7 separate regions of the Homo sapiens genome follow, and regions 1, 2, 3, 5, 6 and 7 are each linked to region 4. The links are chromatin loops, found by intact Hi-C in ENCODE. Cell type or tissue: B cell. All regions are shown on one strand.

The links. A loop is a pair of places that touch in the nucleus more often than their neighbours do. Peaks named below come from ENCODE experiments on the same cell type or tissue, not always from the same donor. Only the 100,000 strongest peaks of a DNase experiment are listed, where the experiment ranks them.
Region 1: a loop joins it to region 4, with 8 times the contacts of the local background. A loop is called at or near these places in 22 of 110 quality-filtered maps.
Region 2: it touches region 4 in a loop (22-fold over the local background); 18 of 110 quality-filtered maps call a loop at or near these places.
Region 3: a loop joins it to region 4, with 12 times the contacts of the local background. A loop is called at or near these places in 4 of 110 quality-filtered maps.
Region 5: it touches region 4 in a loop (5-fold over the local background); 4 of 110 quality-filtered maps call a loop at or near these places.
Region 6: it touches region 4 in a loop (14-fold over the local background); 6 of 110 quality-filtered maps call a loop at or near these places.
Region 7: it touches region 4 in a loop (12-fold over the local background); 3 of 110 quality-filtered maps call a loop at or near these places.

Annotation. Positions count from the first base shown.
Region 1 is chr6:33,287,281-33,291,280 of GRCh38, forward strand. WDR46 (WD repeat domain 46) reads right to left here and starts at 1,959. Exons shown (of 15, transcript NM_005452.6): 1 at 1,822-1,959; 2 at 1,524-1,733; 3 at 1,334-1,414; 4 at 1,078-1,190; 5 at 868-955; 6 at 685-746; 7 at 334-438; 8 at 75-225. The coding sequence starts at 1,890. It overlaps PFDN6 (prefoldin subunit 6), which reads left to right and starts at 2,321. Exons shown (of 4, transcript NM_001185181.3): 1 at 2,321-2,640; 2 at 2,894-2,964; 3 at 3,046-3,170; 4 at 3,436-3,653. The coding sequence starts at 2,577. The coding sequence ends at 3,565. MIR6873 (microRNA 6873) reads right to left here and starts at 9; the gene lies at 1-9. It overlaps MIR6834 (microRNA 6834), which reads left to right and starts at 2,965; the gene lies at 2,965-3,045. RefSeq lists enhancers at 1-485, 486-1,019, 1,554-2,087. In B cell, no CTCF peak of the experiment used is centred here; a DNase peak (open chromatin) is centred at 2,121; H3K4me3 peaks cover 2,315 bases; H3K27ac peaks cover 2,447 bases.
Region 2 is chr6:33,569,083-33,573,082 of GRCh38, forward strand. BAK1 (BCL2 antagonist/killer 1) reads right to left here. Exons shown (of 6, transcript NM_001188.4): 6 at 3,470-4,000. Among named protein-coding and RNA genes, the nearest start is that of BAK1, 9.2 kb to the right of the region's middle. RefSeq lists an enhancer at 2,335-2,624. In B cell, no CTCF peak of the experiment used is centred here; DNase peaks (open chromatin) are centred at 2,039 and 2,239; H3K4me3 peaks cover 1,599 bases; H3K27ac peaks cover 3,356 bases.
Region 3 is chr6:33,246,776-33,250,775 of GRCh38, forward strand. VPS52 (VPS52 subunit of GARP complex) reads right to left here. Exons shown (of 20, transcript NM_022553.6): 20 at 3,503-4,000. It overlaps HCG25 (HLA complex group 25), which reads left to right and starts at 2,761. Exons shown (of 5, transcript NR_044997.1): 1 at 2,761-2,880; 2 at 3,015-3,114; 3 at 3,841-3,936. LOC105375022 (a long non-coding RNA gene) reads right to left here and starts at 98. Exons shown (of 2, transcript NR_187834.1): 1 at 1-98. In B cell, CTCF peaks have their summits at 1,691 (motif pointing left) and 1,892; DNase peaks (open chromatin) are centred at 1,696, 2,606 and 3,886; H3K4me3 peaks cover 2,345 bases; H3K27ac peaks cover 1,675 bases.
Region 4 is chr6:33,389,498-33,393,497 of GRCh38, forward strand. It overlaps KIFC1 (kinesin family member C1), which reads left to right and starts at 2,326. Exons shown (of 11, transcript NM_002263.4): 1 at 2,326-2,500. The coding sequence starts at 2,489. In B cell, a CTCF peak has its summit at 1,896 (motif pointing right); DNase peaks (open chromatin) are centred at 2,084 and 3,377; H3K4me3 peaks cover 1,474 bases; H3K27ac peaks cover 1,634 bases.
Region 5 is chr6:33,618,881-33,622,880 of GRCh38, forward strand. It overlaps ITPR3 (inositol 1,4,5-trisphosphate receptor type 3), which reads left to right and starts at 2,442. Exons shown (of 58, transcript NM_002224.4): 1 at 2,442-2,811. The coding sequence starts at 2,723. RefSeq lists silencers at 1,940-2,249, 2,280-2,399, 2,450-2,619, 2,630-2,779, 2,659-2,844 and enhancers at 3,366-3,915, 3,916-4,000. In B cell, no CTCF peak of the experiment used is centred here; DNase peaks (open chromatin) are centred at 1,541, 2,381 and 3,051; H3K4me3 peaks cover 2,616 bases; H3K27ac peaks cover 2,790 bases.
Region 6 is chr6:33,489,962-33,493,961 of GRCh38, forward strand. No RefSeq gene overlaps it. Among named protein-coding and RNA genes, the nearest start is that of ZBTB9, 37 kb to the left of the region's middle. In B cell, no CTCF peak of the experiment used is centred here; a DNase peak (open chromatin) is centred at 2,340.
Region 7 is chr6:33,786,957-33,790,956 of GRCh38, forward strand. It overlaps LEMD2 (LEM domain nuclear envelope protein 2), which reads right to left and starts at 2,174. Exons shown (of 9, transcript NM_181336.4): 1 at 1,425-2,174. The coding sequence starts at 2,160. LOC105375024 (a long non-coding RNA gene) reads left to right here and starts at 2,422. Exons shown (of 3, transcript XR_926707.3): 1 at 2,422-4,000. RefSeq lists enhancers at 1,138-1,687, 2,300-2,389, 3,600-4,000 and silencers at 1,340-1,789, 1,830-2,209. In B cell, no CTCF peak of the experiment used is centred here; DNase peaks (open chromatin) are centred at 1,345 and 2,245; H3K4me3 peaks cover 2,242 bases; H3K27ac peaks cover 2,678 bases.

The DNA.
Region 1 (4,000 bases), 100 kb before region 4:
TCTGCTGGGGTCCTAAAGGAGAGGTGGTCATCCCAAGGGCTTCCAACCAGTTCCTGAGCTCCATGGCCACTCACAGCTGTAGCCAGGAGGAAGTGGAAGGGCAGGAACTCAAGCCGTGTTACTCGGTCACAGCGGCGGATACAGTGGAGCTCAATGCCCTGATTGTCATAGATGTGGAGCCAGCGGTTCTGAGCAACAGCAAGCAGTGCCTCAGAATGGAGAAACCTGGGGGAGAGGAAGAGTGGTTCAATTGGGAAATGAGGTCACAGGCTATCATTCAATCAGGAATGGACTATCTCACCCCAACTGACCGCTGACAGTGAGGCCACTGACCGGATGTCCCGCACCGCCTCCATGACGTTGATCTCGCACATAAGCTTCTTTGTTACCCAATCAAGGGCAGCCACATGACCTCGGCGCCCTCCAAAAGCCAGGTGTCTGTTGGAGGTGAGGGGCAGGCAGGGTGTTAAGGCAGGGGACCACCGACTCAGACAACTTGAGGTCTGCCCCACGCCAGCCCCATCTCTCCAGGCGGGCAGACACATGTTGCTGTAGGTGCTTACCCTCACACCCAAGCAAATCGAAGGACCCTCCCCTCATCAGCAACCCAAACATACACTGGGAATGGCTGAAGTGGTTAAGGAAACACATCTTAGTTCAAGAGTCACTAGAATTCAACCTTACCTTCCAGTTCGAGAGTAGTTTAGTCTGTAGGGTCCAAACTGCCGCAGATTCAAGTCAAAGTGCTGGGAAAGAGAAGAGTGAAAAAAAAGAGTGCCCTGCAGTAACGCCTTCTTCTAGCCCCCATTCCTCTATTGTCCTGCACCACCAATCAATCCCTTGGCTCCTTTACCTCCTCAGGCTCACCTTGGCTGCACTTGCAATGTCCACAGCCTCCACAATGTCAGCCTGGCATATCTTTGCTGTGTCTTCCCCATCCTCCCCTTCCAGAAACCTGAAAGCAAGGGTTAGGATGGCAGTAAAGCTTCCCAATATGAAGCAAGTATACCAACATAAAAACGAGAAAAGACAGTCCCAAAAGGCAGGGAATGGGGGTCCAGATTAGGGCTCACTCACCCAGGTTCTTCAGCAAGCAGCAGCTCAGAACGAGCAGCTTTGATACTTGTTTCCTCTTCCTCAGCTTCAGCCACCTCAAGTCGGCTTCGAGTTTTGGCTTTAGAATGTGGTAGCTGTAACATTGTTGGTGGGGAGGAGTGGCAGAAGAACCACAGGATAAGTGGGGTCACAGGAGAGCTACCTGTCCCAGCCTCCATCCAACTCACCCAGACACTCCCTGCCTCCAGCACTTCCCAACTCTCCGGCTGGACCTCACCTTTCGGGATTTGTCAATGCGACAGAACTTCTGGACCACTTCCACAGGGACGGGGGCGGGGCCTGGGAATGGATCTTGGGTCTAGGGGAAAGGAGGACGCAATTAGCAGACAGCCTTGGATTGACCCCAACCCTCTCACTCTCAAGGAACGAGGCGGCCTGCCTCGCCACCCATCAGGTCCCACGCTCACCCCGGACAAGCCGCGCTGGGACTCCGGGTTCTTCCATTCTCGGGGTTTCTTCGGGACCTGAGGCTTCTTAGAGATCCGAGACTTCTTTAAGATGTAAGCATTTTTTGGTCTCTGAGGACGGAGCTCCCGATTCTTCTTGTTACGAGGAGGCCCTGGAGAGGCTCCGGCTGTGGTCGGAACGGTCTCTTCCTCCCAGTATCGCCGCGGTTTCTACAGGCACATCAGGAACTCCGCACTCACGCCCCGCCCCCCGACCCCACAGCTAAAAACTTCGTTTCCCACCCAGGGAGGCCTCTACCTTTCTCTTGGTCTGAAGTTTGTCTTTCTTGGGCGGGACATCCTTGCCCGGCTTGGGGGCTGTCTCCATCTCGCCCACCCGAACGGCGATCCACGTGCAAAACTCCTCTCAGCTGCCACACAGTCGGCTTGAAAACTCCCGGAAGCCCTCTGTCCTTCATCCAATCAGCAGCGTACCAGGTATGAAGCTCTCTAGGTGCCATCTTGAGTGAGGGCACGCTCTCCTTAGAGGGGCGGAACAGTTTTTGGCACCTTATCGCGAGCGGCAGCTTATGCAAGAGTGATTTAAAAAAGAAAGGCAGGTCCGGAGCCAGGGGCTAAGTAGCGGTGCGGTTTCTTTTTCTGGATTAGTTTCCCCATCTTGCCTAAAAATGTCCTAGTCTAGTCTTTTTAGCAGAACTCCACTCCCTAAACATGTCAGAACTACACTTCCCATCAAGGGTCAGAAAGAAACTTCCGGCACAGTCTTTTCCCAGCATTCCTTGTTTACTTCCGGGTTTATTACTACTGAAGGAAGAACGTGAGTAGGTTAGGATTTCGGTTGAGAGGCTTGGGGTCTTGCGTTTCGCCCACCATCTCCTGGGGACAGGGTGGAGTCGATATCCGGGACGGGGGGGAGGTTGCGGTGCCCCTCAGGGCTACCTCTCAAGAGTGCTATCATTTCCGCAGGCCAGATCAGAAAAGGGAGCTCAGGTACCTTCCAGAGAGTGAGACCCAGCGCCCTTGTCTCGCACCCAGTAGGCTTTCATCCCCGCCATGGCGGAGCTGATCCAGAAGAAGCTACAGGGAGAAGTGGAGAAATATCAACAGCTACAGAAGGGTAAGGGAACAGGGTCGGTATGGTCTCGCCCAATGCACTTACAACCCAAAGCCATTACCGAGATAAGGTTTGTTGCCCCATCTGGGCCCTCGCGTGCAGAGACTTCCCCGCCTCAGTCTCAGTACTCTTCCCTGTTCACTCACCCGCTGCCCCCATCCTTTTCTGCTTCCTCAGATCCATATCCACCTGACTAGGATTGTGGGGATAGGTGGCACATTTGATGTTTCTAAATTGCCTTTCCTCTCATCCCCAGACTTAAGTAAATCCATGTCGGGGAGGCAGAAACTTGAAGCACAACTAACAGAAAATAATATCGTGAAAGAGGTGAGGGACTGGGATTTGTGGGGCGAGGAGGGACCTGTACTAGCCATGGTTCTGATCACATATGTCCCATCCCTCCATCAGGAACTGGCCCTGCTGGATGGGTCCAACGTGGTCTTTAAACTTCTGGGTCCGGTGCTAGTCAAACAGGAGCTGGGGGAGGCTCGGGCCACAGTAGGGAAGAGGCTGGACTATATCACAGCTGAAATGTGAGTTTTTATTCCACCACCGTGTGCTGCACCCTGTGATGCAAGTGAACCATTGGAGTAGAGGTGTTGAACCATTGCAGAACAGCTCTCCATAGTGGCCCCTAGTCCTCCAGTTCCTCCAACCCTTTCCTTCCCTTTTAACCCCCCTTCTTCTCCCTCCCCTGGATCTCAAGTTTTCCACCTATCTCTTTCTTGCGTTTAGCACTCTCCATAGTGAGTCCTACTAATTTCTCCCTTTCTGCTTGTCTCCCTTGTCTCTCCTTAGTAAGCGATACGAATCCCAGCTTCGGGATCTTGAGCGGCAGTCAGAGCAACAGAGGGAGACCCTTGCTCAGCTGCAGCAGGAGTTCCAGCGGGCCCAGGCAGCAAAGGCAGGGGCTCCTGGCAAGGCCTGACCCCATGGTGGGGGGAGGGGAGGGGAGGGGAGGGAATGAGGCAGCTCTAGGATCTATACTGTAGCTAATAAAATGTAAAAACACCTGGCTCTGTTTCCTGACCAGGCACTTCTGTCATATCCCCACAGCCCCTTCCACCTTAACACACACCACCTGTATTACCCCCTCAGGTTCAAACTCTTGCACTTGGAATCTCTTTGTGGCACAGTGTTCTTTCTTGAAAGTGAAATCCTAAATGTCTTCAAACCTACTTCTTGCCTGTATATACAACCCTTAACTCTCCCTCATCTTGGTTGGCATGATTCTTTTGGAAGGGCATTTGCAACATACCATATTGCTAGGAATGTCGGTTTAATTGAAAAAGAATACACAGTTCTCTAACCTGAGGCCCCAGGATGAAATGTGGTTACCCTCCTTGCCAACAGCCCTGGCATC
Region 2 (4,000 bases), 180 kb after region 4:
AAAGTCTGTGCCATGAACTTCACAAAGTAGGTTCACCTCAAGGTTCAGTGGAGCCTTCAGTGTGTCCTTAGCCAAAGCTGTTTGGAAAAAATTGTGACATTGGACACCAGGAATGATTCCAAGATTGCAAAGGAAGAGTTGAGATAAATGGAGCTAAGAGATGTATTGATTCATACTTTGATTCCAACAACCCATGCCCACTCACATGTTACTCACCAGATGCCACATACACACTTAGCCACACGCACGTTCACACTCTCACATGCATCCATTTGGTGCCTGCCCACGTCCATTGCCAAATCCCATACTCCAGGTAAAGGGAGGTTGTATGGTTTCAGTCTCTTCAGCTATGAAGTGGCCTTTCCTAGAAAAGTCCAGTTTTTGCCTGTTAGTCCATCACCTGATCTTGGTAATGGGGGCGGGGTGCCCCTTCATTGGATCACTCATAAAATATGCCAGGGATCTGCTTCAGTAGGCCAAATCATTACTTTTTGTTCTCTCTCTTTTTTTTTTGAGACAGAGTTTCACTCTTGTTGCCCAGGCTAGAGTGCAATGGCACTATCTCAGCTCACTGCAACCTCTGCCTCCCGAGTTCAAGCGATTCTCCTGCCTCAGCCTCCACAGTAGCTGGAATTAGAGGCATGCACCACCATGCCCGGCTAATTTTTTGTATTTTTAGTAGAGACAGGGTTTCTCGATGTTGGTCAGGCCGATCTCGAACTCCTGACCTCATGATCTGCCCACCTTGGCCTCCCAAAGTGCTGGGATTCAGGCATGAGCCACTGCGCCCAGCCTGTTGTATTATTTTCTAGTGAACTGAATCCCCTGTCCTCTCACGTCTTACTTTTATATCCCAGGAGTCCAGTGTTCACCTTTAACGTGTCCAGCAACAGCTCAACACACCCCAGGAGAAGCTGGGTTTTGCTGATTCTGGTTCCTGACCTTTGGGCACCTCCAGCAACCTTCAATAACTCCCTTCTCTTTCTCTCTCTCCACACACACACACACGCATGCATGCACGCACACATACACACGCATGCACGCACGCACACACACACACGAAATCATGATTATCCTTATCTGTTCAGCTCAGATAGAATTAAATCCACATTTGGGCCTCGCACTGTGGCTCACGCCTGTAATCCTAGAACTTTGGGAGGCCAAGGTGGGCAGATCATGAGGTCAGGAGTTCGAGACCAGCCTGGCCAGAATGGTGAAACGCCGTCTCTACTAAAAATACAACAACAACAAAAAAAATTAGCCGGGCATGGTGGCGCGTGCCTGTAGTCTCAGCTACTCGGGAGGCTAAGGCAGGAGAATCGCTTGAACCCGGGAGGCGGAGGTTGTAGTGAGCCGAGATTGTGCCACTGCACTCCATCCAACCTAGGTGACAGAGCGAGACTCTGTCTCAAAAAAAAAAAAAAAATTAAATCCACATTTTACAAGCATCTTACAAAATGGGGCCTCTACATCTGAAGTGCATACAACTGGAGCAGGAGGGGTACATTTTTGTCACGGGTGAAAAAACAAAACAAAAACAAAAAAAACTAGTGGATATGGTGGTTTAAGTTTAATGAATACATGTAAATTTATTTTAATGCATTCAGGTGACTATGTCATAATAACTTGTTCAATATACTGAGTGATTTTAGGCTAAGGAAGGATTTTTTCAAATGAAAGGGTTTGGATGGACACTCGGTGACTCTCTAAAATATACTCTTCAGAGGAGGTAAAAATAAATACGTGAAGGTAAAACGGCAGGGTGGGGGTGGGGAGAATGTGAGGCTGTTGTGTGCAAGGAAGGGCGGGTATTCATACTGAAACTGCAGAACTAAGCAGGTGACAGCTGCACACCGCTCCTTTCCCTGGCCGGGCTGCCCCAGCTCAGTGACATCACAGACTGTGACGAACCCAGACGTATTTGGTGGAAACCAAGCCACAATCTCAGAAGCAGCGCACAGTTTGAGTAGAAATGAGTTTTTTTGGTTTCTCTTCCCTAATACCCACAGAGCCCCTACACTCCCGTTATCCTCGCAGCCCCTGGCTGACTGTGTCCGACCTAACTTCTCGCCCCCTGGTTTCAGAATATCCTGGCAGCGGAATAGAGGGCGTTGGGGGGCGGTGCAGGCCAAAACTTTTTGGGCTGCCCCACCCATGCCTTTCCGGTTAGCGTTGCAGCTCCTTAGACGAGTAGGCTAACCACAGCCCACCCGCCTTTCTTCCAGCGATGCAACGATCTGTTCGCCGCTCAATGCCGCATGCTGTTCAAAGCCCAGAGGCTGGAGTGGGTGCGCCCCAAAGGCCCCGCCCAAGGAAGGGCACGCTTGCGTGCTCGCGGCGGCGGCCATCTTGGACTCGGGCAGCCGCCCACTTCTAACCTCTATGGCATCGCTCCGGGAGGGAGGCGACCCCGCACTCTGGGCCTCTTAAACCTGTGCTCGCGAGCCCCACATTGCTCTCCGGCCTCCACGTAAAACTCGAGCCAGTTTCCTGGTGGCAAGTCCTCACTCCTTGGGTGACTCTGAGAAAGCACCCGTTTCCTTATCTGTAAATAGTAGTTTGAGTACCCCCACCCCCGTCTCCTACCTATTATTTGGGCAGATGATGAACTCTCAGCATAAAGCCTGGCACACAGTATGTGTTCTATAAATGTTGTCTGTGAGCTTTTCCTGTACACTGCGGGGTGCCTTGTAGCAACCACCTTCCAGCCACCACTGCCTGCAGCGCCGCCTTTTCCCTTTTCCAAGATCGCGTCTGTACTAGACTCTGAAGACCTTGTGGAGGGAAAAGGGGCTTGGCAAGCCCACCCCAGGAGGGTGAAGGTGAAACTCACGAGTTCTCTTGGACTTGCATGTGACCCTTTTGGAAGGGCGTCAGAAACACAGACCAGGGTGCCCAGGACTGGAAAGACTGTAGATTTTGGAACATTTAAACGCCCCCATGCTTGTTATTTTTATCACCCCTGGCTGGGTACCCATAGGGACTCCCAAGCAGCATAAAACTAGAATGAAAGCCCTGCGTGTGTGCTGACTGTGGAGACATCAGGAAGGGGGAGCTGGGACATTGTGTCCCAGGCAGAGCTAAATGTGGGGGAGAAGGGCCTTTTGGACCAGCGTGGGTGGTAGCCCCAGGGTGGGAGAAGAATTCAGCCCAGGTCAGAGGTAGCCTGTGGGGGTCCTCAGATATGTGCAGCTGCTCCACCAGCTCTGTAGCTAAAGGACCTCCCAGACTTCCTAAAGGGTGGAAACTGCATGAAACCCAACGAGATGAGAGAAGTTCATGGGGAGGGGCGAACGCCTTCCATCGGAGTGGGGGCTGCAGAACCATACTCAGGCCTCTATGGGATTCTAGAGGCCTAGTGTGAGGTTTTATTCAGTAATAAGCCAGATGTATGCCAGGCGTGCCCAGGTTCCCACAGTCTGGCCTGATGGAAAGAGGGGTAGCAGAGAATACAAAAACTAAGTCAGGGTGAGGGGATTGCACAGTTTATTTCCAAACACTCAGAGGATAGGGGGTGGCCTATGGGCTCCATCTGCCTCCCCTCCCTGCATTTGGCTGAATCAAGAACTTCTCCCCCCTGACCCCCAAGACCCTAGGCTGTGCCCAATAGAGAAGGCACTGTCACCCCCCACCCTGAGGAGACCTAGACAGGTGAGGAGCATGGAGGGTGGGGGAACAGAGTTCAAGTATTCACAGTTCCCCCATCTACACCCCTGGATTACACTGTGCCAGAGCCATGAGGGAGGATCCCACCTCTGGGATTCCTAGTGGTGTTGATAGTCCTTCTCCCACTTAGAACCCTCCAGATGAACTCCCTACTCCTTTTCCCTGATATAACAAACCAAGTCCTAAGCCCTGTAGTCTGGGCAAGGAGGAGCCTTAGCAGGCCACTCACCCAAGGCCCCCAGGGATGGGGGTGAGAGCCTTCACCTGTAGTGAATGGGTTGGGAGCAAGTGTCTATAAGGAGAGAGGAAGGGAGAGAACTGAGAGGACCTTGGG
Region 3 (4,000 bases), 140 kb before region 4:
GTGAATTCAATTAGATGAAATATGTGCTCTCCGAGATCAAGGACTTTGATTTAGTCTCTGCTGAATCCGCAGTGCCTATCACAGAACACAGAGAAGAGCTTCAATAAATGTGTTGGTTTAATGACAACTGCTTCTGAAAACACTTTGTTAACGCTAGTACGTAACATGAATAGCTGTGTCCATTATGTCCAGGGTGAAGTCAGCCAATTTCGATTCTCCTCTCCTTAAAGTTTTGTCTTGCTTTCTCTTTCTTTCCTTGAATCTTCACACTAAATCTACTTTGTTTTTTAATTTTTTAAAAAGAGATAGGGTCTCACTCTGTCACCCAGGCTGGAGTGCAGTAGTGCAATCATAGCTCACTGCAATCTCTAACTCCTGTTCTCAAGCAATCCTCCTGCCTCAGCCTCACAACTAGCTGGGACCACAGGCATGGGCCACCATGCTTGGCTTTTTGCTTTTTTTTTTTTTTTTTTTTGGTAGAGATGGGTCTCCCTATGTTGCCCAGGCTAGTCTCAAACTCCTGTGCTCAAGATCCTCTGGCCTCTGCCTTCCAAAAGGATTACAGGCATGAGTCACCACCCTGGGCCTCTGACTACTTTATTTTAAAGCCCAGCCAATTTATATCTTTTTATTATTATTATTATTATTATTTTTGAGACAGAGTCTCACTGTCACCCAGGCTGGAGTGCAGTGGCCATCTCGGCTCATTACAACCTCCGCCTCCCAGGTTCAAGCGACTCTCCTGACTCAGCCACCCTAGTAGCTGGGATTATAGGCAGGCACCACCACGCCAGGCTAATTTTTGTATTTTTAGTAGAGATGGGTTTTCGCCATATTGGCCAGGCTGGTCTAGAACTCCTGGCCTTAAGGGATCTTCCCGCCTCGGCTTCCCAAAGTTCTGGGATCCCAGGTGTCAGCCACCTCGCCAGGCTGCTTGATATCTTAAAATCAGAAAAGCCACCCATCTTAAGTGGAGGGTGGGTGGGTCCATATTTACAGGAATGGAAGAAAGGAGGATGTTCCCTCTCTTTTGTCCACGTTCAGCAGCTCTGAAATTAATGCCAAGGCGAGCAAACGCCCGCCCCCCACCCCCTGCCGCCCTCGCCTTATGCCGAGACTTTGCTGTTGAACACGAAGTAAACGTTTCCCAGAAAGCCCAGTTTAAGAAACAATTCAGGGCGAGGTGAGGGCACAAAGGTAGAGAAATAAGGGGAAATGATATTTCTTTAAAGAACAGAGATCCCTGAATAGCACCGGGGGCCGTTACAGCCCATGAGGACATCTCCGAGTCCTTCTATATGACACTAGGGACCCCCGTGCCATATACAGACACTGTTCTCAGAGATTAGGAGGGGGAAAGAGGATATTGCCACAGTTCTGTCCTTCGAAATGACTCCAGATGCTTCTGAGTCTGTGAGGCCCCTGTGTCCGTCATCAGCAAAACAAGTGAGGGAGAAGTTTGAGGAGTGATGACCCTAGCAGTTATGGGTTTAAGCCTGGGAATCTTAAGCCACAGAGCAGAGGATTTGGGGGCTGAAGAAAAAGACCCTCCGCAGCTTCAGCGCGAAGAGGGCGGCGGGGACCGGGGTGGTGGGGGTGGAACCTCGCCGCCTTCCGAAGCAGGAGTAAGCTGCAGAGGCTGCGCGGGGGTTTGAGCGGAGCGAGAACAGCTCCTTCCCTTGATCATGCTGCCCTCCGGAGGTCAGTTTAGGTATCGCCGCTCCCTTTCACGCTGTTTTGTCTCTTCACCGTCTGTTCTGGATCATCCTGTCCAGAGAGACCGTTGGGTCAGAGGGTTCCTGTGGACCCCTGGGGCGAGCTTAATGTCCCCGAAAACTGCGTGCTCCAGTATCACTTGAATGCCCACCGGGTTCCGGAATCACGAGTCTCCAGAGCTGTCCCTTCGCCCCACGGCTCACATTCCAGGTCTGCCCCTCAGTGACTTCTGCAACAACACGCGCTTCTCGATCAGCTCTGAGGATTTGGGTTCTGCGACGGACAGGGGAAGGAAAGAAGGAAGGCTGTGAAGAACCGTGGTGCCTGCCTGCACAGCCCTCCTCGCGTGCGAGCATTAGTTGGCTAAAGTCGCCTGTCTCGACAGTCTCCCCTGCGGGGTATCTGGGGACCCTTTCTTTGGGAATCCACGCTCTTTGTCAGAGTAGCCAATGCCTCTCCTGTCCAAAATCTCATACCCTTGGCCCTTCTCCCGTCCTCGCGCTGAGGCTGGAGTCAGGTCAAATGTCAGAACATCTGGATGTCCCAAGAGTGACACCTGGGAGTGGGTGGGCAAGAAACCAGTAGCGGGAAGGGAAAGTGGAGGAGCAGAGGATTCCCGGGGCCGGCGTCTGGGGTGAGCTCGCGGCCCCTCAGAGCCTGGCACATCGCCGCCTGGCATCCGGCAGGCGTGAGGGAACGCATAGCGCAGCGAGTCAGGCGGGGTAAACCCGGAGCAACGCGGAGGCGGTGATCTGGGCAAGGGCGAGGTCAGTTAAGGACGCAGTTCTGGCCCCGCCCTCAAGGCACGCCTGGCCAATCAGGAATCGCTGATTCACCAAGCCTCTCCTCCTGCGCTCGCCCTCTTCTGCACTTCGGTCTCAGGCGCAAACACGTTCAAAGTCGCTAGGCCAAAGCGCTGAGATACGGTTTCCCAAGCCAATTAGAGAGCGGCTCTCGGATATGGGGCGGAACCCTGAAAAGGCGAGAGCTGAGATGCCGCTCCGTTCTGCCTTACCACGCCGCCCCCCAGCGTCCGCCAATTAGGAGAGCCCGGAGCCGGATCCACTCTCAGCCTCAGGAAGCAGCAGCCTCCGCTCCGCGGCGGGTGTGCTCGGCAGTCACAGACCCACTCAGGACACCTCCCGTTGCCGACGGGCTAGACCTGCATCCGAAGGGCCTAAGCGGGGAGGAACCGCTTTCCACCACTCTCCAGGGACCTGGGGAGGGAATGTTTAGGCCGTAGGGGTGGAGGACACAGGAAACGTAACATTTTTCCTTAACTGCGCCTCTCTTCTTAGGCCTTAAAGGGGTCCCCGTGTCTCTCCAGTCTAGAGCCTAAGTTCAAACGAGGCGTATAGGCGAGGACAGCAGGAAGGCTCCAAGTCAAACAAACGGATGGTACGAATTTCGCCTGGTCTAGCCCTGCCCCAACGGTGTGGGTGTGGGTTGGGTGCTGCAGCCCCCGAGCAAGGGGCTGTCACAGCCACAACCAGAGGAGCTATGGAGCTGCTACGGAGGAGGGATTCCAGAGTCAGCTTGGGCTTGTCCCAAGGGAGCCCTTGGGACAGTGTCTGGGGCTGCGCGGCCTGGTTCTCATCCCTTGCAGCATCTGCTATTTTAGCCAGGGGCCACCTTCCTCCAATGGCCTGGGAGTAGCTAGAGGTTAGAGGTTACACCCACCAGAAGGGATGTAAGCCCAGGAAGTAGTCAGAAAGGAAAGGTCATTCTAGAGATGGGGCCACCTGAAAAACCTTCAGGAGGAAGGAGAAAGGAAATGGGATAAGTGTCATGTCATACTAAATATTTATTTTCTGCAGACTGACTTCGGAGTAATTCTTGAGCCAGGAGGGGAGAGGTTAGTGTTCAAATTGCTGAGATCTTAGGTCAAAAAGCTACAGAAAAGAAATCACTTTGAAAAACACAATGACTCAGAGGCAGTCACCCCTTGCCAGCAATTCCAAGAGCTGAGGAGGCTTCATGCCTCAGGACATGGTGACTAGTTGAGTGAACCAGAGATTGAGGCAGTGGTTTTTACAGGGGAAGAAACAAGCCTTGGGTGTATGGGAGCAGGAAAGGAGGGTGACAGACTGGAGAAATGATAAAGGCCATTTTGGAAGCCCACAGGGAAGTGGTCTTGGGAAACCTGAAGACACTGGGATATTCAGAAGGCCAAGGGGATCCAGCTTATCCTGTTGGGCAAGGTGCTGGGAGTGAAGGCAGGTAAGCCATGTCAAGGGCCTGGGAAGCAAGGGGAAAACTGGAAGGGGTACCCCAGGTGAAGAAG
Region 4 (4,000 bases):
AGCTGGGATTACAGGCGGCCGCCACCACGCCTGGCTAACTTTTTTGGTTTTTTTTTTTTTTTTTTTTTTTTGAGATGGAGTCTCGCTCTGTCTTCCAGGCTGTAGTGCAGTGGCGCGATCTCCGCTCACTGCAAGCTCCGCCTGCCGGGTTCACGCCATTCTCCTGCCTCAGCCTCCTGAGTAGCTGGGACTACAGGCGCCCGCCACCACGCCCGGCTAATTTTTTTTGTATTTTTAGTACAGAGAGTTTTTCACCATGTTAGCCAGGATGGTCTCGATCTCCTGACCTCGTGATCCGCCCGCCTCGGCCTCCCAAAGTGCTAGGATTACAGGTATGAGCCAACGCGCCCGGCCACCAAATAGTGTAATTTTTACAGTTACACTTTGTAACTAGTGTTGCTGAAGACGGAAATGCAATTGATTTTGAAAATTGATTTTTTCCTCTTACTGATTTTTTATCCATCAACCTTGCTAAACTTATTTATCAATTCTATCTGAATTTTATTTTAGGGATGCTGCACATGCAATAATTTCATCTGCGAATATTAACATTAATGTTTCTTGTAGTCCTTATATATTTGTTGCTTATTGGACTGGCTACAACTTCCATTGTTTTATTGATGAGGATTATTGAGAGCAGGCATCCTTGCCTTGTTCCCCATCTTGAAAGGAACGCTTTCAACATTTCCCCATTATGGTGATGTGTTTTGCGAAATTTTTGAAGATGTCCTTTATCAGCTTCTGGAGTTTTAAAAAAAATATCAACGGGTGTTGAATATTTTGAGTGACTTTGCTGCATCAATTGAGATGAATACATTTTCCCCCTTTAATCTGCTAATGGGTCTATATTTCTCCATTCCATTTAAATTTTTTTTTAATTTGATAAATATCTTTTGCTATATGTTTCTTCTCAGGTCTCCCTTCTCAGTTATCCCCCTTTACCTTCCATTGTTGGTTTTCTCTAGTTTCTTCCTTTTCTTTTTACTGTGTTCTCTTCAAGCTCTTGCTTTTTGGAGTTTTCCCAGGATATCAAAGGTTGGGGGGATGGCAACATGGTTTTCAGACAGTGTGTCTCCCCACAATCTGCTTCTCTCTACAAGCTTGTTTGAAGCCAAGTTAAAGCAATGGATAGAAGACGGCAGCGCGGGTGTCAGACCTGCCAATTTCCAACTGCACACCAAATCCCCGAACATATGCTTGAGGCCCCTGCCTTTCGGTTTCATAAATAAAACCCTGTCCTGACTACCTCCAGGATTGGATGGAAACTCGGATGAGTAAATATGGTAGAACGACTTTGCAAACTAGCACCCTATTCACACGTAAGGGGTTGCTCTTGTCACCGAGACTGTTAGAGGCAACGTGAGTTAACAGAAATAGCTTGGATTTTGAAGCTAATGGAATCTAGATCCATTCCTAACCAGCAGTGTGACCTTATTGTGTAATCTTTCTGAACCTGTCTCCATCCATCTCTACAAAGAATGTGGCACAATGTAGGAACTCAGTGAATTTTCGTGATTAAAAGACGAGATAATACAGGTGCACAATCTGCAAAACATAAAATACTCCATAAATGGAAGCAGTAAATCTTCCCCGAGCTCGAGACTCCAAAGGCCCTGAGCCCAGTACCAGTAACAGCACCCAGGTAAGTAGGCTGGCTGAGAGAAGAGGGCTATAAAGAAAAGTTCTTTCCTGAGCTTTGAATCCCCACTGTCAGGCTTCAATGGAGCGCAAAAATTCCTAAATTTGGTGAGAAATGGCAACATTACCAGGGAATGAACAGACCAGGCCACTCACATCCACGTGAGGGCTCCAGGAGCCACTTCCGGGCCCAGTCAACCACGACCAGGAGAGGCAGCGCTGGAGCCTCAATCACGTCGACGGAAAACAAGTGCGCTCCCTACTGCAGTCACCAGGAGGCGCTAGTCCCGCCTGTCTCCCGGCACGGGTCCTCGTTTGCGCACGCGTCATTTCTTTCCTCCAGCGTCCCCGCCCCTTCTCCTCCGGCCGCCACCAGTTTCGCTTGGCCAGTTGCGTTCGTGCGGCGACGTCCACGCATTTTCTGACGTAGCGAGCGACGGCGGGGAGCCGAGCGGAAGTCCAGCACTATTGCCGCTAGAGGAGGGGAGGGGTGAGAAGCATAAGTGGCACCGGAAGTGGAATTAATCCGCCTACCTCTCCTGCGCCTGCGAAACAGAAAAGACAAGGCGCCTGTCGGGCGGGGTGTGGCTTCGGGTGGCGGAGAACGCTGCGATTGGCCCTCGGCTGTGGCGACAGCGACGATTGGTCCCTGCGTGCAGAGCGCGGTGAGAGTGGGTGGTGGCCGTTGGAATTCAAAAGTGGCGGGTGTGGCGCGGGGCTGGTAGCGGCCGGAGCCGTGCGAGTTCTCTACCCTGCTTCGCGAGCGGGCGAGAGAACGCGAGTCCCAGGATCCCCGGCACCCAGTTCTCTTCCACTGCATTCCCCCGGCGCGTGTGGGACCGAGGTGGACATGGATCCGCAGGTGAGTAGGGGCGGCGCAGGTGTCCTGCCCTGGGGATGGGGACGAAGGCTGACCGCTCCGATGCTGTCGCGCCCCCGGCTCCCGGTCGGCCTTTGTCATGTCTACCGGGAGAGCGAAGGTCCGTGCGCCCCCGCACAAGTGGAAAGGGGCGGAGGCAGGAGTGGAGACGGCTTAGAGCACCCGGGGAGGTCGGAAGGCACGTCTGTCTGCCCTCCCCTAGCTTCAAGTTTCTGGAGCCCCTCCCTTAACTTTCATGTCTCCGAGATTTCTCATTTCGAATTCTCAGGCTCGTCTGACACATTTCCACTTCTTTATTCCTACTCAGGGTGTGATTGCAGTGTGTAAGAAGGGAGAGTTCTGATATGACTTCTTCCTTTTGGGGACATGGTGTCTGAGGCCACATCCTTGCTGAGGTCCTTTTGTGTTAATCGCCTCTCCTTATCACTGCTGCTTCGGAGTGTAGGAAAGGGAGAAGGAGAGTAGGGTAATCTGGGCCAAAAGACTTCTCATTCTCTCTCTCCTTTCCCAAATTGTGCAGATTCCTGCCCAATGAAACTGATTGATTTAGTTCTTTCTCTTAAATGGTGCCCTGCTGCACCCCACAACCATATGCAGCTTCCTGTCTCCAGTGAAGAGAGATGAATGTGTGTGACAGCTGGAGTGTACTTATCTCTGGTGCCAGGAAAGGTCTGCCTGAATCCTTTGTTTACTAGTATTTCACGTTCAGGTTTCCCTGAAGTTAGGATTCAGCCTTAAGAGAGATTCTTTCTCTCGTGACAACCAGAGAGCAGAGTAGTATTATGTGACAGTAAGAAGTAGTAAAAGCCTTCTCAGATCTATTAATCAAGTATTTATTGAGCACCTACTACATGCTAGGCGTGGTTGTAGGTACTTAGGATGCAGCAGTGAACAAGGGACAAATCGTTGCCATCGTGGAGCTGCCATTCTATGGGGATACAGACAATAAATGTAATAAATGAATTATATAACTGCCAGAAGGCCGTAAGTGCTGTGGAGAAAAGGAGAAATTCAAGGTTGAGGACATAGGGGAGGCCAACTGGCGGGTTAGAGTATTAAATAGGGTGGTCTCAGTAACCCCCATGGAAAAGATGAGTTGAATAAAGACTTGAAGGAAGTGAGGGAGACAGACAAGCAGATAGTGAGGGAAGAACATTTCAGGCAGAGGGAATCTGCTAGAGCAGAGTCCCTAAAGAGTTGTAAGGAGGGAAGTGTGGCTGGAATGAAGTGAGCAAGGGGAAAAGTTGTGGGAAAGGAAGTCAGGTAATGGGTAGTGGGGTTGCTGATCACAGTTTGTCCTTGTGGGGGTCGTTGTGAGGACTTTTACTCTGAGTGAGATGGGGAATCATTGGATGATTTTAAGCAGAGAGATAAGATTTGTTGGGTCCACCAGATTTTCGTAACCATAGCACCATTGCCTTTTTTTTTTTTTTTTTTTTTTTGAGACAGGTTCTCTTTCTCTGTTCCCAGGCTGGAGTGCAG
Region 5 (4,000 bases), 230 kb after region 4:
GTCCAGTGTGCTGGGCTCAGGTCTGTAGACTTCTGTGGGCAGTGAGGAGGCATAGGAAGGCTTCAAGCAGGAAGCAGGGGAGGGAACTCATTGGAGCTGTACCATCTGTTTCTTAAACTTTGGTCTTTGTTGTTGTTGTTTAACCAACAGAAACTTTCTTGAAACAAATTCTAACTCAGAACGCAGGTATATAAAATAGCTTACAGTGGAGCTGATTTGGAAGAAGCAGGTGACAGGGGCCCAGAGCCCTCACCTCTGAGACCTCCTGGTTGGTGGAGAGACAGAGGCTCTAAGTATTCCTAGGATGGGGAGGGGTGGGGAGAAACAAGGCCATGTGCTTTAGTCCAGAGAGACCCAAAGTGGAGTGACCTCCATTCCTGGCTGCTACACCTCGGCTGAGTTATGGAACCATCTATATGGATGTCAGGGGAGGAAGGAGGTGGATTCCTGGGTGTGGCTGTGGCACAAGTTCTGAGTGTGGCCACTGGAGGCAAGTTTTCAACTTGTCCCTCTTCATCCTCACGGTCTGGGGAAGGGAAAAAGGCAATTGGGCCCAGGCTGACAGCTTGATCAGAGCCTGGTGCCCAGCAGAGGCCTGACATCACAGGCCTTCAATAAATGCTTATGGAATGAAGGCATATTTTTCCCTTCTAACTTTTGGGGATGATACAGGAGGCCTGACTCCTGGGAGCAAGTGAAACTGTCCCAGGGGCTGCCCCTTCTCAGTGAGGTTCCAGTGACCCATCGCTGTGGCTCAGTTGGTGTGGGGTAATAGGAGAATACCCGGCTAAAAATCAGAGGCTTGGTTGGCTTCTGCCTCCAGTTGCCAGGAACCTGCCGTGTGCCCTTGATGGGTGGTGTTCCTTCTCTGGGCTTTGGTCATCTCTTTTTGGCACAGTGGACTGGATGAGGTTTTTTAAACTGCAGTTTGCAACCCATTTGGGACATTAAAAAAAACCAGTTCAGTGGGTTACAATCAGCATTAAAGCAACAACAAGAACACAACTGAAATAGAATAGAAAATATCAGCATGCATCAAAGGTCATAAAAGTAAGTATTGTTTGGTGATCTATTGTTTTGCTTATATATAGACGAAGGTGTGGACTGGTCTGCTGTAAAACTTGTTACTGTTTGCCATGGTGAAAAAACAAAACAAAACTGTAAAACACGGTACTTAGCGATCCTGGAGGTGTCCTTCCCTCCCACATCGTTCCTGGGGGTCTTCGTAAAACAAACAAACAAACAAACAAACAAAACAACAACAACAACAAAAAAACCACTGCCTGGGGCTCTTCTCCTCCCAGGGTCAGCAGCTGTCTCTTTGCTTTTAGCTGTCTCCACCCCTCCCCTAGCCTCTCTTCTTCCTGCTTCAGTCACCGAGTCCCCTCCTCCCTCTCTCCCAGGGACAAACGCCCCCCCACAACTCAGGAAGTGGGGTTGGGGGGTCCGAAGGGAGCAAAAGTGATCGGATGGCGGTGGCAATGGGCACCCTATCTTAGGCGTTCAAATAAAGGACTAGGAAGCAAACACCCAAGCACCGGGGAACAGAACAGAAAGTAAGCGAGCCCGGGACGCGAATTTGAGGGCAGGACTTCGGGAGCCAGAGCCTGGCGGCGCTGCCGCAGCGGGTCACTCCCAGGGGGCCGGCACCCAGACTTGGCATCGTTAGCGCTTGGGTGCTCTGTCAACTAGCGAAGGTAATTTTCATCCCTGCTTTTTTTTTTTTTTTGAAAGGAAAGACGGAAGGAGCCAAGAGTTTTGGAGCCAACTCCTGGAGAGGGAGCGGCTGAACTGATTCGGAAGTTGGATCTCTTTGTACACAGGAATGCGGAGAGAAAAAAAACAAAACCCACCCCATTGCTTCATTTCCCCTCCAAGCCTGAGCACTTTCTATTGTGCAATGAAAAGGCTTTTCACGTTGAGAAAAATGAATCCCGAATTTGCTCTGCAAAGGGATGAGCGCGCCTCTGGGCGCCAGCCTGCTCTCAGCTGGGCGCGGAGACCGCGCGGTGGCCGCAGGGCGGCCGCGGCCAGGGCGCTCCAGGGCGCGCCCTCCGCGAGCGGCTCCGGGGTGACGCCCGCCGGAGAGCTGGACTCCCCCTTCCGCGGGCGCCTGCACTGGCTCTTAGCCAGCCGAGGGCCCGGGTGCAGATAGTCCGGGAACCCCGAGGGCGGAGAGCTCCCCACTACGCCTGGGCCTCCCAGGGATGGCAGCTCCGAGAGCCCCCTAGACCCGGTGCCTTGCAGGACGCCTCTGGAGATCAGGAGGGCTGGCGGCGCATTCGGCGTCCGGGAGGCCGGGCCCCGGACGCGCGAGGAGCGCGGGGCGCGGGAAGGCAGGCGGGTGCACATGGGTGCCGGCGGGCGAGCTGCGGGGGGAGGGGGGGCGGGGTGTGGCCTCCCCGCCTCCCGGGCGGGATTTGCATGTGTGTGGTGGCCCCAGACTTCCTGCTCCTTCTACGCTGCAGGTACGCGCGGGCCGGGCGGGGCGGGCGGGCGGCGGGCGCGCCAAGACGTGGGCACCTCCTCACCCGGACCCCGGGCCCCGCCGAGCCGCCTCCTGGCTCCCGTGGCCGCCAGCCCGCCCCGGCCGCACCGAGCGTCGGGATCCGAGGTGGGAGCGTACCCCTCCCCGCTCCCCGGACGCCTCAGTCCTCCGCACTGAGCTTGGCCACGCGCCCCTAGGCGCCCCCCACGCCCTGGGCCCCGGAGGGCCGCAGCCATGAGTGAAATGTCCAGCTTTCTTCACATCGGGGACATCGTCTCCCTGTACGCCGAGGGCTCCGTCAATGGCTTCATCAGCACTTTGGGGTGAGTGAGCCGAGCTCGAGAGGGGCGCGGGTAAAGAGGGGGCGCCGTGGGCCCTGGTGCCAGCTGCGTGCGTCCAGCCGCCGCCCCCCGATAGAGGCCTGGACGTCCCCCTAGTCTCAAGGAGCGGGAACGGCTCGCCTCCTTCTTTTACAGAAAGGAAGTGAAGTGTTTGCTCAGGTAGGACTCGGGCTCCCTACTGGAGTTGGCAGGAGGAGCCTCCCTCGGCGGCGCAGCCTCTACCCTCCCGCGCACGCCTTTGGAGGGGGCGGAGGGACGGAGGCTTCCTTTGCAGGTGGTCCCGGGGGCGGGCAGGTGGGTGGCTGGAGGCTGAGTTGGGGAAGGGCAGCCGGGCCGAGACGTGCCCGGCTCTGAGGGTAGGGCGGAGCTGTCGGGAGTGGGCAGGCTCAGCTTGGAGCCCGTAATCCTCTATTACCGATCCCGTGGTGCCTTTGAGGGGTCGCACCTTCTCCTCACAGCTCTCTCCCTGTTCTTCCCAGCTTCAGTAGGAGTGTCTTCTCAGCCCTCCCCTTCCAGGCTTCAAGGTCCTGGCCAGCTGCCCCTTCTCCCCGCCTCTCCCATTCAATTTCCTGCGCCGGTCATCTGGCGCCCTTGGGTCCTTGGTTCTAGCTTCTCTCCAGCACTTCACAAACATTAATTAATTCTGGCCGCCACCTCCCAGGGTCTGGGCTGGATGAACAGGGAATCAGTTCACGTCCCTGGAGAGGGCCAGGCCTGTAGCAGGGAGAGGGCAGGAGAGAAATTAGGTAGAGAGGATGGGTTTATCTTCAGAGGAGCAGCTGGATGTGATTCGCTGGATGGGAGCGTAGGTGGTTTCTCCAGCCAGACCCCAGGGCAGGGTCGGCTATCTTTGTCCCGTTTACAGTCTGGGGGCCTGGGTTAAATTGTCTCATCCTCCCAACCACACATGGCTGTCCTCTAGGGTACACCCACCCTCCTCTGCTGATCCACTGAGTGGGACCAGCCAGCCGCGTGGTGCCTTCTTTCTGATGGCCTTGGAGGACAACCTGGCACCCTCAGCTCAGGACTGATGCTGGACAGGGCCCGGCTCACCCCAAGCCTGGGAGGTGAGGGGTCACTGGTCTCTCCCAGGGTTGCTGGGAGTTTAGCTTTCATCTTGGTGTAAAGGGAATGGATTGTGGGATTGGAGGGCTGGCTCTGCCAAGCAGGG
Region 6 (4,000 bases), 100 kb after region 4:
CCTGGGCAACAAGAGCAAAATTCTGTCTCAAAAAAAAAAATTAAAAATTAAAAAATTGTTTTAAAGATTATGCTAAATTTACTTCTTAATTTTAACAGTTTTTGTGAACTCTTTTGGATTTTCTATGTCGTCTATGAATGATGTCAGTTTTATTTTTTCCTTTCTAATCTGTATATCTTATACCTTATTAGGTTGCTGTTAAGTGCCATTGATATGCTGAATGAAGAAAATGACAGATTGAAGCTAACCAGCCACAAACTCAGGAAAGATGTGACAGCCAGAATGCCACTACGACAGGATTTTTTTTTTTAGATGGGCTCTCACTATGTTGTCCAGGCTGGTGTTTAATTCCTGGGCTCAAGTGATCCTCCTGCCTCAGCCTCTGAAGCAGCTGGGACTACAGGTATGAGTCACTGCACCTGGCCCTATCAAAGCACTGTTAAAGACTGGACTATGTAAGCATTTCTCCTTTGCAAGGAGCGTGATGTTGAGCTTTTTCAGTAGAGGGCACAGGAGGGATACTGTAGAAGGAAGGGAGCTTCTCTTCCTAGTTCCAGTGTGCTGCATTTTGCTTTTATTGCTCCTCTTCCATTGTCTAACAGCAATGAGTGTATGCCGATGGTGGGGACTATCTACGAGTGCTCTGTTCAAGCTGTGTGCACCAAGAATGGGAATGCAGCCCCTCAGCTGCACACTATAAATAAGCTACCATGAGGCCCCAGTGTGGGCCCAGAGACCACCTTGCTGCTGCCAATGCAGATTTAGCACACTCCAGACCGCACAGCCGTAGTGGTGCCCTCACTGTCTCTGCATGCCTGTCCACTGGCCTCAGCTCACCTCGCAACCCTCCTGATGTGGACACCACGTGCTCCAAGCAGCCAAGCTCTCCATGCAGGCCTGTCCATCAGCCTCATTCCCCTGGCACCCTGGGGGTTGTTTCCTGCTTGCCTGCTGATTGCTGACTAGCTCTGGCCTGGGCATGTGGCAGACCTTTCCGCCATCCAGTGGACTGCAGCCGCAGCTTCTCCAATAAGGTCTCAACCAGGGCCTTGGTAGTATTCTCCCTCCACTCCACAATACCCTTTAGAGCTTTTTTCACATCTTTATAGTTACCATCCTGTCATCATTTAGTAATTCTTTATATTAAGCCACTCTGTTTAAGTTACTGGATGGTTTCTGTCTACTAATTGGACACAGACTGATAAAAAATCGGTCCTGGCCGGGTGCGGTGGCTCACACCTGTAATCCCAGCACTTTGGGAGGCCGAGGTGGGTGGATCACTGGAGGTCAGGAGTTCGACACTAGCCTGACCAACATGGCGAAACCCCATCTCTACTAAAAATATAAAAATTAGCAGGGCGTGGTGGCACACACCTGTAATCCCAGCTACTTGGGAGGCTGAGGCAGGAGAATCACTGGAACCTGGGAGGCGGAGGTTGCAGTGAGCCCAGATCGTGCCATTGCACTCTAGGCTGGGTGACAAAAAGCAAAAACTTCATAAAAAAAAAAAAAATTCAGTCCCAGGAGTGGTCCCAGGAATAGACTGATAAACGTGAGATGTGGGCATTGGTTTGTTTGTGTCCTTGGGCTTGAGCACAGTACTAACCTCCTTGTCCATGAGAAATGGGCGTGCAATGGCGTCACAACTAGTCAAGCCATCATCTGTGGTTGATTTTTATAGAGTGCCAACGGAAGGAAGCACATGCCTCAGGAGCCCATATGGCTGCTACCCTGCACCATTATGACAGTAATAATGACTATAAGCTCTAAGGTGTGGGACAGTTCTTTCCAGCGTACTTGGGAGCTCATAAGAGAAAAAATGACAAGCTCCTGTCTGTTACCTTTCAGTTCAAGTCTTGAAGTGAGAACCAGAAAGCTTCCATGATGACCCTAAAAAGAACCTTGCCGGGAACGTGACTCATGCCTATAATCCCAGCAACTCGGGAGGCTGAGGCAGGAGCATTGCTTGAGGCCAGGAGTTTAAGACCAGCTTGGGCAGCATAGCGAGATCTTGTCTCTAAAAAAAATTATTTTTAGGAATCTTTCTTGTAGATCCAGGGCTGATATTGCTGAAGACCAAAAATAAAATTTAATTGTGCAGGTTGCTGAATAATAATGACATTTCAGTTCACAGTCTTGCCAAGTTTTTAATGTGAAAGTTAGGGCACTGATAAGGAAAGAATGGGATCCTGAACCTTGTAATCAAGACATCTCAAATGAACTGAGACAACTCAAATGAATTGAGACATCCAAATGAAGCCCATAGTCTTGAGATCCAAGATTATCAGGGGGTCGTTCTGAGTCCCCTGACCAGCAGAAGTAGGTTGCCCTCTGGTGTCTGAGGACGTTACCTTTGTTCTGCTTGAAATCCTTGTGACAACCTTGCTTGAGGCAGACGCCTTGAATAGGGATGCTCATTCTCCACTAGACCCACCATAGCCATACCCTGTGGCCACCAGACCCACAAAGTCTTAGCATGCTCCAGAGGGACAGGAGGACTTAAGACCCAGGAGGAGACAGCTTAGGCACGAAAAGGATTGCAGGGCCTTGCTAACATATATTAGTAGTAATCTGGTGACTATACATAGGAATGGATTCTGAGGTTGGTAGATCAGAGGGCAAAATATAACACAATATCAGGCCAAATCCTTTTACGTGAGTGTGCTTACTAGAATTCTGAATGTAAAGTATTAGCTTGTGTAGATAAAGGTGAATCTAACTGCTTATTTTGTTGATTGACTGAAACTTGAACTCAAAATTCAAGTTTCATGAGGTCTAATTTAATGAGGTTAAGACGCCAGAGCTTTGCTGGTGTGTCGTGAAAGAAGAAATCCAAGAGCACCGGGAGATGGCAATGTTGGAGTGGATTGATCATGTGTGACTTATTCCCTAACTATATTCTATGTGAAGACCCAAGAAGATACTCCCTTTACCAAGGCATTAAAAAATACATTTGTCAGGGGAGCACCTGTGTCTTTGACAAGTTCTGTGGTTATTCCCTTTGTTAGGCCAGGCTGTAGGTGGTTCCAACTTTAAGATGGGCCCCCTAATTTCAGTGGGGATGACGGTATTGCATTGTAGCAGAGGCCAAGTTGAAGCACTTAACCAACAAAGACAAGGTGGGCACATCAACCATAAAGGGCATCAGAAATGTTTCAGCAATCAAAACACTTTGGCCTACAGAGATCTTAACTGATCTATATAATAGGAAAACTCTATGTCCAGCAGCCAAATACCTGATTTGAGTCAGGCATTGATTTGAGTCATAACAATGGTGAATGGTGGCCTCTCACTCAGTTTCCAGGCTTAAGTTGGTTCACTGATTCAGAGTGAAGTTGGTTCACTGATTCAGAACCTTTGCTTGAATAGGAGGCTAGGTTCCCTTGAAGATCTTGCAGGACCTCGTAACACTGCTATAAGAAAACACCTGAAGCCAGGCGCAGTGGCTCATGCCTATAATCCCAGCACTTTGTGAGGCCAAGGCAGGTGGATCACGATTTCAGGAGATCGAGACCATCCTGGCCAACATGGTGAAACCCCGTCTCTACTAAAATACAAAAATTAGCTGGGTGTGGTGGCATGCACCTGTAATCCCAGCTACTCAGGAGGCTGAGGCAGAAGGTCGCTTGAACCCGGGAGGCAGAGGTTGCAATGAGCCGAGATCGCACCACTGCACTCCAGCCTGGGTGAGAGAGCGAGATTCTGCCTCAAAAAGAAAGAAAGAAAGAAAGAAGGAAGGAGAGAAAGAAAGAAAGAAAGAAAGAAAGAAAGAAAGAAAGAAAGAAAGAAAGAAAGAAAGAAAGAAAGAAAGAAAGAAAGAAAGAGAAAGAAAGAAAGAAGGAAAAGAAAGAAAGAAGGAAAAGAAAGAAAAGAAAGAAAAGAAAGAAAGAAAAAGAAAAAGAAAGAAAGAAAAAGGAAAAAAAAAGAAAGGGAGGGAGGGAACACCTTCATCTTCTAAGCATTCTGGCTGGGCATAGTGGCTCACACCTGTAATCCCAGC
Region 7 (4,000 bases), 400 kb after region 4:
TCCTGGATTAGGAATTACGATAGCTGGGTCCTTGTCCCAGCTGAAAATGATTAGCTCAAGTTTCTTGGGCAACTCAACCACTCTGAACCTCTGTCTCCTCGTCTGTAAAACGGGATCAAATGGGCCTTCCCTGCTTAACTCAGGGAGTTAGGCCCAAACAAAACAAAATATAGGAGTTTTGTAAACAATGATATGTTAAACAGAGATTAACACCGTAATGGGAGGGGAAGTCCAGGTAAATACCAGCATACATTCTAGCGCTGTTGTCTTAAAGCATCTCAGCAGTGAGTACCAGTGTGATACTGTTTGACATCACCAGTGTAGTTATAGTACCATGACACTCCCAGGTCTCCTTAATTTCTCTAGCAGGTCGACAAACTATTCACATAGTTGATAAATGCTCTCATAGTGGGGAAATCATTTGGGTGTTTGCACACGAGTCTGTTAATACCCTTGCCCACAGACTTGTACACTCCCAAACATCCATCTGCCACACCAGCTAAGACATACTTTAGCTTTTTCCTGTATTTTGGCAGTTCCTGCTAGGCATGAAAGGATGTGGCCTTGGCTGGAAGCTGGGAACAGTATTAGTCACATTCGTGCTTTGTAAAGAGTATTAAAAGTTGGTGAACTACAGTGGCCCTTTATACCTAAATGTATAATGAAATGATCTCTATGTTTCCTTTCAGAAAACACACAATCCTCAGCTATTCCGGATACATACTGTATCCTGCAGACCTCTCATTGGCATATCTAACCATGTAACTTAAATGTGGCCAGAAGGATGGCTGTGAGCATCCTTGAGTCGTAGTCTCTCTCTTAACACACTCCATGAGGGTGCTACAAGCAATGATAAGGGCCTCCAGTTGCGATCAGTTTAACCTGTCTGGCAAGCAAGGCTGGTAGATTCTCCTGTTGACAAAGCGGCGGCCCTGTGATTCAAAGAAGTGGAGAGTGGACTTTTTGGTGCTACAAAGGTGGGACCCCCAACCAGATCCTATCTGTGGGCCACTGAAATCTGGAGTGCCTTCAAACAGGCACTAAATGTGTAAGCCAGAGGTCAAAAGGGAAGAACCCAAACGGATGGGGTGAATCTGTTAGAGGGGGGTGTGGCTTCCTCTCCAGGGAGAAAACCAGAGGTTGGAGGAGCAGTGACTACAGCTTGTGATTGAAAGGGAGACGTTAGAAGGGAGGGCTGGGGCAGAAAAGGAGAACAGGAGAAAGTGAAGGCAGAAATTATTGCAGATGCAGGAGCCTTGGCCCTCTCTTCCCACAGCTGGAAGAAGGCAGGCCTGGAAATGAGAAGACAGTCAGAGGCAGCTGACAAGGCCGGAAGTGCGCGGCCTGGCGCCGACAGGAACGGGGGGTCCTCCGGCGGACACACGCGCGCCCAGGGCCCTCCCCTGCGCCGGCCCAGGACGTACTGTTGTCCTCCGCCTCCTGCGGCGCTGAGGGCTTGCCCATCTTCACCCAAAGGATGCCCAGGAAGACGAGCAGTAGCCCTAGGCTGGCCCAGAGCAGAAGCCGAGAGAGCCAGCGCTCCAGCCGGCGCCCCACCTCAGGCCGGGCCCTCGCCGCGCCAGCAGGGCCCGCTCGAGTCGCCCGCAGGCCCGGGCGCGGGTCGGGACCGAGGAGGGAGGAAGGCAGCCGCGCCGGGGCGGGAGACGCTGCCCACCAGCGGCGGGCCGCGAGACCCGGGCCCTGCGTGGCCCTGTCGGGCGTCCGGGCGTCCTCGTCCTCCTCGGAGCTGCCCCGGACCGAGGCGCGGCGCCTGAGTTGCGCCGGGCGGGCAGGATAGGCGAGGCCGCGGCTCCCTACCCAGGAAGCCGCGGAGGGCCGGATATCACCGTAGGCCCCAGGGGTCGCGTAGGCCGAGCCCGAGGCCGGCTGGGAGAGCCAGGGCTCCGCCCGCGGAGAGGCCGCGGCGGGCCGGGCGCGCAGCGGCGCATCCTCGCGTAACCGGGCCTCTTCCCGTAACCGCTCCTCGCCCCGCGGCCGGGCCTCCTCCCGCAGCCGCTCCTCGTCGCGCAGCCGGGCCTCGCCCCGCAGGCGGCGCAGCTTGTTGCGGTAGACATCCCGGGTGGTGTCGGTGATGGGTCCTGGCTGGAAGCCCAGGGCCTGCAGCTCCCGCCGCAGTTCCAGGTCCGACAGGCCGGCCATGGCCAGGACGCCGCCCCCCGCCCGCCCCTGGCGCGCACCGCACCCGGAACTGCTCCCTCCCGCAGGCGCGGCGGAGCGGGCGGGGCCACGCGCCATGATGGGAAGGTCGGTCGCCATGTTGGGAAGGTCTGCACTTGGCCTTTGGTCGGCCATGATGAGGCGGTCTGACGTGGCTCTTAGAGCCGCCATGGTGGGAAGGTCCAAGGGGGATTAAATTTTTTGTTTTGTTTTGTTTTGTTTTGTTTTTCTCTCTCTCTCCGCTCTCCCACTTCCCTTTGTTTGTTAGATCAAGCGGTATTAATCTCTGAGTCCTCCAACCCTAGCTCTGCCTCTGGCAGGTGGTAAGCGTTCAGTAAAGTCAGCGTTGATTTAATAGATGAATTGCTTAATGGTGAACGAAGCCACTGCCACGAATGGAGAGACAGGATGATTTGCCTCTCTGGGCTTGGGGACTGATGTGTGATCCGGTTTTATTTGGGTCTTAGAGTACACTCCAGGCATGCTCCAAGACCCTGTCCCGACTTCGGGCTTGTTAACTGGGCGACACTGAGCACCAAGTAGGTGCGATCCCTGCCTTAGGACAGACACTGGCCCCCAAGGAGCGCCAGCCTGGAGGAGACGCAGCATCCATGGTGGAGGCAGAGGAGCAAAATGCCCTTGGGTTCGAATGGGCAGTTGAGGCTTCTCTGCGGAGGGCCTGTGTCTGCGTAATGGGATTTTTACAAGGAGACATGGGAGAGAGAAGACTCCAGAGATACACGGTCTTGCAGCCTCACTGGTGGTTTAGGTTGTGGGCTTTGGAGCCAGACAGTTCGATTTCAAATCCCTACTCACAACTATTAGATGTGTGATCATATTCAATTAACATTGTTAGCCTATTTGCCAGTAAACCTCAATAGAGTTGCTGTGAGGATTAGAAGAGGTAGTTTGGCTAAGGTGCTTGGGACAGTGCCTGGCACACGTTCATGCGTGTTTATACTTAACCCACATCTTTGCAGTGTCAGTGCTGTGTAGAGCCTCCCACAGGGCAGGTGATTTGGTTACATGAAGGCTCTTAGCAGGAAACCCCTAAGGGAAGCAAGGGAATGTGGCAACTGGAAATAGAACCAGTTTATAATCTTCCTTCCACATCCCTCAACTCCCATTCCCAAACATTTATTGCCGGCCCAATGGGTTCCATCCATTTCTACCCCTGCCATTCCATTCTCCCCTTCCCCCAGGCCCCTCCTCCCTGGAACTGCCCCGTATCTGTCCCAACAGCCCCCTTGCCCATTCCCCACTTTATTCCCTCCCCTCCCTGACACCCTGGGCAATGCTATGCTCCTCTGTCTGGGTTTTGCATTCCTGCCACTTGCTCCACCTCAGGGGTATTCAACACTGGCCACAATTGCTGGGAAAATGACAGCCTCGGCTTGGTCAGCTTCCACTGTTAGCCTCCCCATCTCCCCTGACTTAGCTGCTCCCATGTGGTGTGATTTCTCTCACCAAGTGTTGTTTTCCTTTTCCCTGCATGTGTTTGCACAGAATGCCATGAATTTGATATAGTGATTGCCTAACACATATACCACATAATAGTATTTTATTTCTTTCTGAAGCACTGTTTGCATGACAAATGAGTTGGTAACATTTGTGCAACTCCTTGCAGCTGTGCGGTTCAATATATAAAGAATGAGCCTTTCGGCATCAGTACTGGCCCCATGTATTCTAAGAGGGCTTGAAACTAATGCTTAAACAAAGTTATCGTTACAGCATTTCACAGAGTTATGGTCTATTTTATAACAATGGATCTCAGGGCGATTTAAAAATATGGACTGAACTGGAGCCACCCCCAGTGGTGGCA